Regions from separate parts of the Homo sapiens genome. Here region 2 is linked to region 1. Evidence: chromatin contacts called from ENCODE Hi-C data. All regions are on one chromosome and are shown on one strand. The core of a region is the stretch at or near the end of the contact, and the rest is flanking DNA. Distances in the headings are between cores, read along the strand shown. Region 1 holds the start of SRP19 (signal recognition particle 19). Region 2 holds the start of FER (FER tyrosine kinase).

Region 1 (6,061 bases), core at 1,006-3,505:
TTGTCTACATTGAAAAACCTGTTGTTTAGTGTAGCCACTAAATGGGGCAGCTCTGAAGCCAGACATTGACTTCTCTCAAAGGGACAAGGATTTTGGGTGCTACATCCTAGATGGTATCTTTTTCCAATAGAAGACTGTTTTGTCTACATTGAAAAATCTGTTGTTTAGTGTAGCCACTAAATGATACTAGCTAATCATTGATCATCGTCAATGATATTAGCTACATTTTCTGGATAACTTGCTGCAGCTTCTCTATCAGCACTTGCTGCTTCACCTTGCACTTTTATGTTATATGTTATGGAGATGGATTCTTTCTTAAACCTCCTGAACCACCCTCTACTAGCTTCCCACTTCTGAAGCTTCCTCACCTTTCTCAGCCTTCACAGAATTGAAGGGAGTTAGGGCCTTGCTCGGATTAGGCTTTGGGTTAAAGGAATGTTGTGACTGGTTTGAGCTTCTATCCAAACCCCTAAAACTTTCTCCATATCAGCAATAAGGTTGTTTTGCTTTCTGATCATTTGTGTGTTTATTGAAGTAATTTCCTTTTAATTCCTTCAAGAATTTTGTCTTTGTATTTACAACTTGGCTGTTAGGTGCCAAGAGGCCTAGCTTTCAGCCTATCTTGGCTTACATATGCCTTCCTCACTAAGCTTAATCATTTCCATCTTTTGACATGTGAGACGTGTGACTCTTCCTTTCACTTGAATACTTAGAGGCCATTGTAGGGTTACTAACTGGCCTAATTTCAACATTGTTGTGTTTCAGGGAATAGGGACTCCAGAAGAGGGAGAGAGATGGGAAATGGCCAGTTGGTCGAACAGTTAAAACATACACAACATTTATCCATTAAGTTCCCCATCTTATCTGGGCATGGTTCATGGTGCCCCAAAACATTATTATTATTTGAGACGGAGTCTTGCACTGTCGCCAGGCTGGAGTGCAGTGGTGTGATCTTGGCTCACTGCAACCTCCACCTCCTGGGTTCAAGAGATTCCCCTGCCTCCCGAGTAGCTGGGACTAAAGGCCTGTGCCACCATGCCTGGCTTATTTTTTATATTTTAGTAGAGATGGGGTTTCACCATGTTGGCCAAGATGGTGTCTATCTCCTGACCTCGTGATCCACCTGCCTCGGCCTCCCAAAGTGCTGGGATTACAGGCGTGAGCCACCGCACCCGGCCTTAAAACTATTACAATAGTAACAGCAAACATCACTGATCACCGATCACCATAACAGAAATAATGAAAAGGTTTGAAATATTGCAAAAATTACCAAATGTGACACAAAGTATACGCTGCTGGAAAAATGGCACCAAGCAACTTCTTTCAGGCGGATTTGCCAAAAACCTTCCATTTGTAAAAAGGCAGTATCTACTCGCAGCAGCAAGTGAAGTGCAATAATGAAGTATGCCTGTAGTGATGGCACATGGTATCCTTCAGAAGTTTTAAAAGGTGAATAGTTTTGTTTCGTTTTTCCTAGACGGAGTCTTGCTCTGTTACGCAGGCTGGAGTGCAGTGGTGTGATCTCAGCTCACTGCAACCTCCACCTCCTGGGTTCAAGTGATTCTCCTGTCTCAGCCTCCGAGTAGCTGGGATTACAGGCGTGTGCCACCACACTCGGCTAATTTTTGTATTTTTAGTACAGACGGGGTTTCAGCATGTTGGCCAGGCTGCTCTCCAACTCCTGACCTCATGATCCACCTGCCTCAGTCTCCCAAAGTGCTGGGATACAGGCGTGAGCCACCGCACCCGGCCTAAAAGGTGAATAGCTAAGTTTCTAACGCAGAGCACACTGAAACACAACGTCTATAACTTTGCTAGTTCTACCACTACAAAAATCCATTTTGCCAAACTGAAAGCAAGCTCTAGAGCCCAGGAACGGAGAAAAATTAAACGTAAGGAGTATTTCCTTCCCTGTCTAACATATATTTGCATCCTGAACCACACAGATTCCCCTCGTGGCACAGTCTTCGCCCCTTAACAGAGAGTAGCTAGTACCACCCATACTCGCTGAGAAACTGGAAACGAGGGAGGGTCGAAGTTAAACCCTTTTTAGTGGCGGTGCATGCGCCCCACATGGTCTTCCCGGCTTGGGAAAGGAATGAGAAGCTTTCATGATTCTCTCGCGAGAAGGGAAGTCTTCATGCCACGTCAGAGACTAGAGATCCTGGCGCCGAGCGACAGGTGCCGGAACAAACAGGCGATGAGAAATCGCGGACGCGGAACCATTTCTTGGGCAGGACTTCCGGCGGAAAAGCGGGCTGTCTCGGAAACTCAGAGCCGGGTTCCTCCCGGGTTTCTGCCGGGTTTCTCCCTGCGGCTCCTGGGTTGTTGAGACTCTTGTGAAGATGGCTTGCGCTGCCGCGCGGTCCCCGGCCGACCAGGACAGGTGGGTTCTGAGGCGGTGGGTCCTCCGAAAGGAAGGGGCTTGCTGTGGTGCTGCAGGTGCTACACCGCGCTTCTCCGCTCCGCGGCCTCCAGAATGGCCTAGCTGATCCAACTCGCTCTGTACGGGCCCCGCGCCTCTCCCTGGCAGCTCGTTTTTCTGAATCCTGCAGCAGCCACCAGGCTCTTCTCAGGGCTCCTGAAATTCCGACCATAGGTAGCCTAGTGTTTATCTGTACGCGAGACAAGGATTTTGGGTGCTACGTGGACATGATATCAAGTAATATAATCACAGTGTGAGAAATGTGTTCTTTTTAAGTATTGTTGCGTTCAGAAAGGCTCATTTGTGAAATTTTAAGGTTTTTAATACCTCGGACACTTTATATAAGAGGGCGGGCCCATTCTCAGGAACTTTTGACGGGCTGCTCTGTCTAATGTAACAGTTACCCAAGTCGTTTTGTTTCTATTCCTGTGGTTTTTTTCCATCCAAGGTAGTGGATAAAGTTTATTTTTAAATAAGTTAAAGTGAGGTAATTTAAAGAAATAACATTAAGCAAATAATAGCATAGGTGTACCAGCAATGATGACGACTACCACGGACCGAAAGAATGTATTTTTGAAAATACTTGTTATCTGTTGAGTGTAGTTGTCCAGGTTCTTGGCGTTTTGAATAAGGAATTGAACAAAACACACAAAGCAAGGCAGCGAAAGCAGATTTATTTTAAACAAAAGTACACTCCACAGGGTGGGAGCCGGCTCCAGCAAGCTACCCAAGAGCTGTTGGTTACAGAATTTTCTAGGGTTTAAATACCCTCTAGACGTTTCCCATTGACCTGTGCCAGTCTGATTGGTTGAGGGAGGGGGATCAATCAGAAAGAGGAGTAGGCCCGCGGCCAGTCTGATTAGTTGCTCGAGGGGACCACTCCGAGGTACTTTGATTTTTCAACTGCCACGCAGAAAAAGGAGGGGTTGAAAAGGGAGTACCCATCTGATATCTAGGCAGCATGAATTGGCCTTTGGTTCCCTGCCACCCGACCCTTTTCTCCTGCCTCTTACTGCTCTAGTGATACCACTTATGCTATTGTCTATGGCAGGTTTATTTGTATCTATCCTGCTTATTTAAATAATAAGAAGACCATCGCAGAGGGAAGGCGAATCCCCATAAGTAAGGTAAGCAAGATGGCTGGCACCTTGATCCTCGAGGGAATGGGGGGTGTCATCCTGGTCGGGCCACGTAATCTTGTTAGAGCCGCAGGGGGTTCTCTTCACTGCATTTATTTAGGGCTTGAGAACACAGCCAAGAATTGGGGTGCGTTCCTCAGTGTTGGTGAAACCAGAAAGGCATTAATTCATAGCTGAAGGGATATTTTTTTAACGTCTCTTAATGAGCCTTTGTTTGTAAAGGAGTGGGGGCAGAGTGTAGAGTTCACATGTTTTTAAAACAAAGGTTATGACGGTGTTTCCCTTGATATAGGAAATCAAAATTATGACATTGTACGATACATTAATAATGTTCAGAATGTAGTTGAGATTTTTTTAAGTGTGTGAAGAAGACATGCAGAAAGTTCAGCCCTGTTGAGTTTTATTAAAGTGTCATTTGTATTTTGTAATATGACAGATTTAAGACACCTAGGTTTGATGCAGTGAATTCTCCCATGATGAGTACATCTGGGTGGTAACAAGCACTCAAAAAAGAAAACACTACAAGCATCCAGGAAGATTGCTTTATGTTCCCTCTCAGTCACTGTCGCCTCCGCATATGCTCAAAAATACCAGGATGACCACCGTTATGACTTCAACACCATAGATTACTTTTGCTGCTTTTTCAGTTTTCTGTAAATGGAATTACACACTATGTAATTTTGTATCTTTTTTTCACTGAACTTTAAGCTTTTGAGATTTACCTACATATTTGAATGTAGTTGAATTTTCATTGCTCTATAACAGGGTTTGTCAATAGCAGCACCATTGCCGATTTGAGCTAGATAATTGTTGTTGGGGGTTGTTCTGTGCATTTTAAGATGTTCAGCAGTATCCCTGGCCTCTACCCACTAGATGACAGGTCAGCCCCCTCCAGCCCCCCATCCCCTAGTTGTGACAATCAAAAATGTCTCCAAGCATTGCTAGATGTCTTTTGTGTGTGGGTAGGGGTAGGGAGGCTGAGGACAGAATTTCCCTGCTCAAAACTACTGCCCTGTCTCCTCTATAGTATCGCATGGTGTGAGTATGCCAAAGTCTTTTCTACCTTCTTTTTTGTTTGTTTTTTTAAGAGACAGGGTCTGGCTCTGTCACCCAGGCTGGAGTGCGGCAGTGTAGTCTCAGCGCACTGCAGGCTCCACCTCCTGGACTCAAGCCATCCTCCAACCTCAGCCTTCTGAGTAGCTGGGACTACAGGCACATGCCACCATGTCCGGCTACTTTGGTATTTTTTTGTAGCAATGAGATTTCTCCATGTTGTCCAGGCTTGTCTCAAACTCCTGAGCTGAAGTGATCTGCTGGGATTACAGGTGTGAGCCACCACACCTGGCCCTTTCTACTCTGGATGGAAAATTGGATTATTTCTATTAATAGTTTGAGGCTATTATAAATAGATGTTTTTTAGAGAACATATTTTTGCTTTTTTGTAGAACGCATCTGGGAATGGAATTGCAGGGCCATAGAGAATGCATATATTCAGCTTTAGTAGATACTAGCAGTTTTCTAAAGTGTTTGTATGTGTAATTGTTTAAGCAGTCAATAATCATTGAGCACCTACTATGTTGAGAGTACCATGCTAGGTGCTGGGGAATACACTGGTTAACAAAACAAAGCCCCTGCCCTCAGAAGTTTATGTTCTGTTGGAGGGGAGATGGGCACACAGTTACGCATTAGTGTTATTCCTAGGAATTTTTAAAATTACAATAGAAGCATCTGTACTTAATGAAAAAGGAAACCTAGGGTTTTGGTACTTGTTTGATTATAGTATTTGAAATTATTTACCCAACACTATGGCAGTGTCCACTTAAAGCACATATATTTAGTGTTTATGTTTTTAACTGTTCAGGCTGTTGAAAATCCTACAGCTACAGAGATTCAAGATGTATGTTCAGCAGTTGGACTTAACGTATTTCTTGAGGTATGACGTGGTTCTTCACTATTTTCCATACTCATCTAATTGATGTAATAACTTTCTTAAGTCCTGTTTTTCTTTTGTTTCGTTTATGTTAGAAAAATAAAATGTACTCTAGAGAATGGAATCGTGATGTCCAATACAGAGGCAGAGTCCGGGTCCAGCTCAAACAGGAAGATGGGAGCCTCTGCCTTGTACAGTTCCCATCACGTAAGCTTGTTTAAATGAATCAGTGGGGCTCAGGGATAGGTTTCTCCTACACAACACAAAAAAGGTTCTAAAACTGAAAGGTAAAAGTCAGAATTTGCATTCTGAAGATTAATTTAAAGACAGGACTACTGCTCATGGAGAGAAGCAGTAGTTCTAATTTCTTTGAGGTGAATGACCTCTTTGAAAATGTAATGAGACCCACTAAACATTTTTCAAAAAAATTGTTGTGTGAACATTTTATAAACCTCTGGAAGTCTGTCATTGCTCCCAGGTTAAGAATATAAAATTATTAAATCGTTGGATGTTAATTGCCATTTCAGATCCTAGAGGTCCTTGAGGTCTGTTAATATCTATAATATC
Region 2 (6,061 bases), core at 1,715-4,214, 4.1 Mb before region 1:
GGGCACGGTGGCTTATGCCTGTAATCCCAGAACTTTGGGAGCCCGAGAGAGGTGGATCACTTGAAGTCAGGAGTTCGAAACCAGCCTGGCCAACTTGGTGAAACTTTGTCTCTAATAAAAATACAAAAATTAGCTGAGCGTGGTGGCACATGCCTGTAATCCCTGGAGGCCGAGGCAGGAGAACAGCCTGAACCTGGAAGGCGGAGGTTGCAGTGAGCTGAGATCACACCACTGCACTCCAGCCTGGGTAACAGTGAGACTCTGTTTTAAAAAAGAAATGAAAAAAAAAATCTGAGAAAAGGATGGCTTAAAAAGGGACAGGCCTTTAGTGATCCAGGGGCATTTTGGAGAAGGCATGTCTTGATTACGAATGTTGGTGGATTTCTTAATGGAGAGCAGGTCAGGGAAGCAGGAGAACCAATATTAATTAGAGTACTAGGATGGCCACCCGCTGGCTGGGAAAGATGGTTGGGAGATGGTGTTAATACATTTGACATCTAGTTTGAAGACAGAATGGATGTTTTCTTCCTTCAAGTCTACTTCATTTTCTTTTCTTCCCTCCCCCTCCAACTACTCTGCTATTTTCCTAACACAGATTCAAAAAATAAAGGAAATGATTAAGCCATTTTGAAAATTTGAAATTTGGAAAGCCAAAACAGTCCTAAAGAAAATTTCACACAAATGTGACCTCTAGGAACAGTATTCATTCAAGAGAACAATTTTCAAAAAGAAAAAAATATATATCCACTGAAAACAAACACTGCAGCATGTATAGAATAAGGATAGATATGGTTTCCATATTGCATACCTCATCATGATCTCTATTTTAGGAGCAGTATGTGTGTATGGTTAGTTATGAATTGTGGATAGGTATGAATTGTGGATTAGAAAGCAGAGAGTCACAAATCAAAGGAGTTGGCAGAAAAGAGACACAGATGAAGAAAAGGAGGGAGGGGTAAGTATTGGAACTACTGAACTAAGATGGCACACAACCAAGATTCCTCTTGCAGTCTATACTTTTAAACAGGAAAAAAGGGAGGTGGAGAGATGGGGTGAGGCATGGATGGTGCTAATCAAAAAAAGTAAAAAACTTTTCAATCATTTTTTATTACCCACCTAGGTTTGATGTCCACATTATTATTTTCATTGTCCAGTAAGTAATGCTATTAGAACAGACAAAGTTTGGTATTTGAGAACATGGAATATATACTAAGGTGACACACAGTGTTTATTAAATGTGTTGCAATGCAATGTGATAATTCCAACAGAGGAAAAAAATGTGAAACTGGATTTGCTATATATTTTTGTATGCTTCAAAAATGCAGCATAGATTTTTGCCACATTCATTTACTTCAAGTATATTCTTTCACAACTGCATTTCCTAGCACAATGACTGGCATATGGTAGACAGCTTTTAAGGTTTTGGAATGAATAGGTGAGAACTCAGAGAACAATTGTAGATATGGAAAGATTCTTGCTGATTTTTCTAGATTTGGGTTCCTTAACACAAACACACATGTTGTGTATCAAACAGCTCTATTTCTACCATATCTTTATTGAAAGCTACTTTCTGCAAATATGTAATAACGTATTCACCAACCACATCTTTCTACATTTTGATTCCCTTTGTATAAATGGAGAAATTCTAAGGTTCTTGGGAAAGGTATTCAGTCATGAAGCAGTCTCCAAAGTTGTATTTTGGCCTTACCTAACCAAATTTTCATTCATTTCATTCTTATTGACATTACATATACTATAACATTTGATGTTCACAGAAAATTAACTTCTATTTTAAGAAGTTTACTCACAGAACCACAGTTTGTGCATTTAACAATCACTATGAAATACATATGAAACATTAACCATCATTTTAGAGAACAATTTAAAAACTCCGAAGTAACTACTTTCCTTAACTTTGTCATCCCAACATTCTGGGTATAGGCATTGTTGGAAAAATATAATTAAAAACCAAAATCTCCCAACCCAGAAATCCTCTCCACAAACGTTAGTAGACAAAACACTTTTATTACTGAATAAGCATTAAACGAGACTGTGATACACATCACAGGCAATTTGCTAAGAGATTGCAAAGACAGAAATCTTGCCCTTTTGTATAGCCAAGTATATACGACCCATTACATACACGTTTTCAAGTTGAACAATAACTAGTCCTCAAGTAAGAGGACCTGACATTTGTGACATTAACTTTACTTAATAATTGGGGTGACCATCTGTGTTAGTTAATTGGTTTTATCCAGAGGAAAAACAAACTTCTCCTGTCTTTATGACGGAAGGTAGTTTTGCAACACGGAGCAAGTTGCTCACCGAAGTTACGCTCCTACTCTCTCACAGAAACTGGGAGATAGGGAAGGATGCTACTCCGTTGATATGTGCAGCATTTCAAAAAAAAAAAAAAAAAAAAGGTCCAGAGACATTCCTGACTGAGCATACAGTTGACAAGACCTATCTAGTCCTCAAGTGGATTTATACACATTTCAAAGAGTTGAGAAAGTACTTAACAATTAAGAAAGTACTTAAGTTTTCTAAGACAAATGCTCGGAGAGAAAGGGACGGGAAATCTCATCCTCCATTTTCAATAGGGAGAATTAAGCCTCTTATTTAAAATTTTTATGTTGGTTTTTGTTTATTTAGCTTTAAAACAGTAGACTTAAAAAAAGTCCAACTTAAGATTTATGTTTTTTTATGTGTAGGGCTGTTCTCTACGGTTAAATAAATAACCCTGCTTAGAGAAAATATTCACCACTCTTCTTTGGCTCCTATGTAACTCAGTTTTTGAGAGGGAGGGGAAATACCGGATTGACGCTATGTGGTTCAACCAATGCAAAAGATAACACCGCCTTAAAAAGTCTACTACAGGAACATGGGAGGGTCACACCCTCGAATAATGACGCATACCTATCCTACTGTTACTGATCACCTAGTAATAATCTTGTAGTTCACATTACTCATTTTTCACCAAATTCTTTTGGTGAAGGACGCTTCAGAAACGGCCATCACTGAAGAGCAGACCCGTTTGGGTTCTCCACGCATTCTAGACTCCCGAAGAGGTAAGAATTTATTATAGGGGGCCACTCCCAGGACCTGCTGTATGCTTTTAAACATCCATTACAATTCCAGCATTGAGTTTCTAACATTTTTAGGCAGGCTCAGGCACTGGGAGTACAGGATTGAAAGACAGTTCCCGTCCTTAAGGGACTCAGAGTAAACTGGAGTTGCTGAAAACCATTCTAAAGCAATCCACGTTAATAACAGATACAAGTAAAACGTGGGAACGTACAGGAAAAAGTGACCAATTCTGAGGCTGAAAAGTGCCTATTTTAGGGGTGGGGGCCTCGCGGCCCTAAAGCAGCTTCCCTTCCCGGAGATTTCAGCTCCAGGGATCGCCCAGCGCCCTCCGGGCACACTTAACATTTTAATCACGCCTCCGCCCCCACTCTCCGAATTCCTTTCCGGCTGCCGACCCGCCGAGTAGTCCCTTCCAGGCGGCCTCAGCTTATCATCGCCGGTCCGGCCACTTCCCGGCCGCGGCCAGGCGAGCCTCCCAAAGTTTCCTGTGAGGCCTTCGTCCGTCTCCGGCCCCATCTCACCACGGCAGCCCAGGACACCCGCTAGGGAGGAGCAGGTTACCGAGGCGGGGAGAGCGGCACAAACGCGCAGACCTCGGGACTCCACCCGGGCTGGTGAGCGAGCCCAGAAAGCGGCGACCGCAGCTCCGCGTCTCCACTCCCAGGGCCCGCAGCTTGGGCTAAGCGTGCGCCCACCCAGCCTAGGGCCCAAGTCCTGCCCCTTCGGGGACCGGGCCAATCGGCCGCTCCCCGCCTCCTGGGAGGTAGTGGAGGAGGGGGCTGAGGGCCGGGCGGCTGCGCCCGCCTTCCGCTCTTGCCCATTGGCTGAGGCCTCGAGGGTGCCCGGAGACCGGAGTGCAGCGGGATTGGTTGCAGAGGTTCGTGACAGTGGCGCCTATTGGCTGTGGCAGCCCCCGTGACGCGGGGTGGTGACTGGCTCCGGAGTCTGAGGGGTTCGGGCTTGTCAGGTTCTAGGTAGGTGCGTTTCGCGCCGCCGGCGGTAGGCGCTGTTGCCCGGGGCAACGCGGGGGGAGGGGGGAAGAGGAGGGAAGGCAAGCCTAGAGCGGGGGCAACAATGCCTGCCCGCAGAGGGGCGCCCGGGATTCGGCCAGGGCGTTGGGGGCTGTGCCGAGGCTCTTCCTCCGCCCTCAGCCAGCGCCCCCCCCAACCCCCGTCCCTGGCTGCAGGGTCATCCGCTCATCCTCCCGCCCGCAGCAGAGCATTCCTGGTTGGGGCTTGGGCCGGGCTACACACCCAGCCCCACGAGGGCCGCCCCTCCCACCATCCCGGGACCCGAAGGCTGAGGGGGCGGGTGCCGGCGCGAAAGGGCTGTGGCGGGCGTAGTGGCTCCGCCCCGTCGCGGGGTCTGGGGGCTGATGGGCGTGAGGCGGGGTGGTGGGGGGACTGTGGGCACCACCCAATCTTGCCTGTACCCTCACCCCTTTTCTCGGCGGCACTCATCTGGGCGCCGCCGTCCCGCTACGGGGGCATTCTCAACCCCTGGTATTCCCCCCATCCCTTCCTGCTTCTGGAGCCCCGCAGTCTCCCTTGACCCGCTCGGTCCTCCCCAGCTCTCCTCCTATCTGTCACCTTCTCCCGCTTTTATCCCCCACCTCATCTTTCTCCTCCGGTCTTGGCCAGAGGTGTCCTCCAAGAGTCTAATCAAGAGATAGATCTTAAGTGTGAAGCTAGTGGTGTCGTCGGTAATTTCTGCTCTGTGGTCTCTTTGCCAGTTAGAATTGGGGAGATGTTTGGAGGCACCTTCAGGGGTCATCCTTCTGCCTTACAGTTACCCCTAGGATCTACTTTCTGAATACGCTCATTGGGTTGTGTTGGTAGGGGCAAGGTACTTCTTAAACAAATTGAGGATTGTACTATGAGGTGGGCACTTTGTACGTTTGCGATTTTGCCATCCACTGTAGTGCAATTCAAAATCTAATAATTTGTTACGGCTGGTAGCCTTACATTTTTTTCCTTCGCCTTATGGTTAAAAAAAGAGCAGCTTTTTAACCTTTTTAATTCAGAAGTTGCGTATATTAATGGTTGTCTCACTATCACTTTGACATAAACTGCTGTAAAGGTGTACTCCATTTTCCTTTTCTCCAGATATGTTAAGATAATAAATTTCTCAGATGAGGTTACCATATATAAAAGTGTAGTGGAACATCAATAAGAGAATAGATCAAAACTATTTTAGTGATTAAAGATTAGAAAATACTTTTCAATTCATATGTGGAATGAGAATAGGATAAAAAAAAAAAACTATTGCAAAATCTTTAGTGCAGTATTTGTAGTCCTGGTATATATACCTGTGTTGCCCTTAAGAAGACATTTGTGAGTAGCTCCAGGTTTGTCAGTCGGGAAAGCAGAGTGTATCTTTTTGTAGTCCAGGAAAGCTTTTCTGCTAGTACTTTTGAGCCAAGAGAATTATGCTTCCAAAGATGCTGGGAATATATTAAGAGAGTACATAGGCATACTTCTGTTTTCATCTTTGAAAGACCTTTAGTGAAGATCTGTTTCTCTTCTGCATTGATTGTTGACAGCATTAAATATACATAATCTAAAACTATGTAGTGTCAAGTTGTTGCAGCTTCTGCACTGCTTCAAAGGTTGATGTCTTTAGTTCAGAAGAAATAATTCAAGCTTTGGTAGACAAATCATTTACATTTCATCTTCGATGTAGATGTTACTGTAACTCTGGACCGTGAACATTTCAAATTTGCCAGTTTTTTCTCAACTATTTTACTATGAAAAATTTCAAACAATGCAGAAGAGTCGAGTTGAACCCACCACCTATATATTTAGCAATAACGATTTCAAGACCACTGTTACACAGTAAACATTAAGGAATAGAGGAACTGAAATGATCAAGCTTAAAAAACCAGCGTATGTGGCCGGGCGCGGTGGCTCATGCCTGTAATCCCAGCACTTTGGGAGGCCGAGGCGGGCGGATCACCTGAGGTCGGGAGTTCGAG

What was found. Hi-C counts contacts between places; a loop is a spot of excess contacts on that map. Pooled maps may share reads with other maps.
Region 2: a pooled map shows a loop between it and region 1 (12-fold over the local background). The contact joins the promoter of FER here to the promoter of SRP19 in region 1. A Hi-C loop is called at or near these places in 6 of 50 pooled maps.

What each region holds. Positions count from the first base shown.
Region 1 is chr5:112,859,032-112,865,092 of GRCh38, forward strand. SRP19 (signal recognition particle 19) reads left to right here and starts at 2,256. Exons shown (of 5, transcript NM_003135.3): 1 at 2,256-2,386; 2 at 3,477-3,552; 3 at 5,426-5,497; 4 at 5,590-5,701. The coding sequence starts at 2,346. RefSeq lists enhancers at 2,021-2,315, 2,074-2,153, 2,254-2,553.
Region 2 is chr5:108,744,933-108,750,993 of GRCh38, forward strand. FER (FER tyrosine kinase) reads left to right here and starts at 2,965. Exons shown (of 20, transcript NM_005246.4): 1 at 2,965-3,068. RefSeq lists silencers at 3,732-3,831, 3,912-3,971, 4,102-4,511.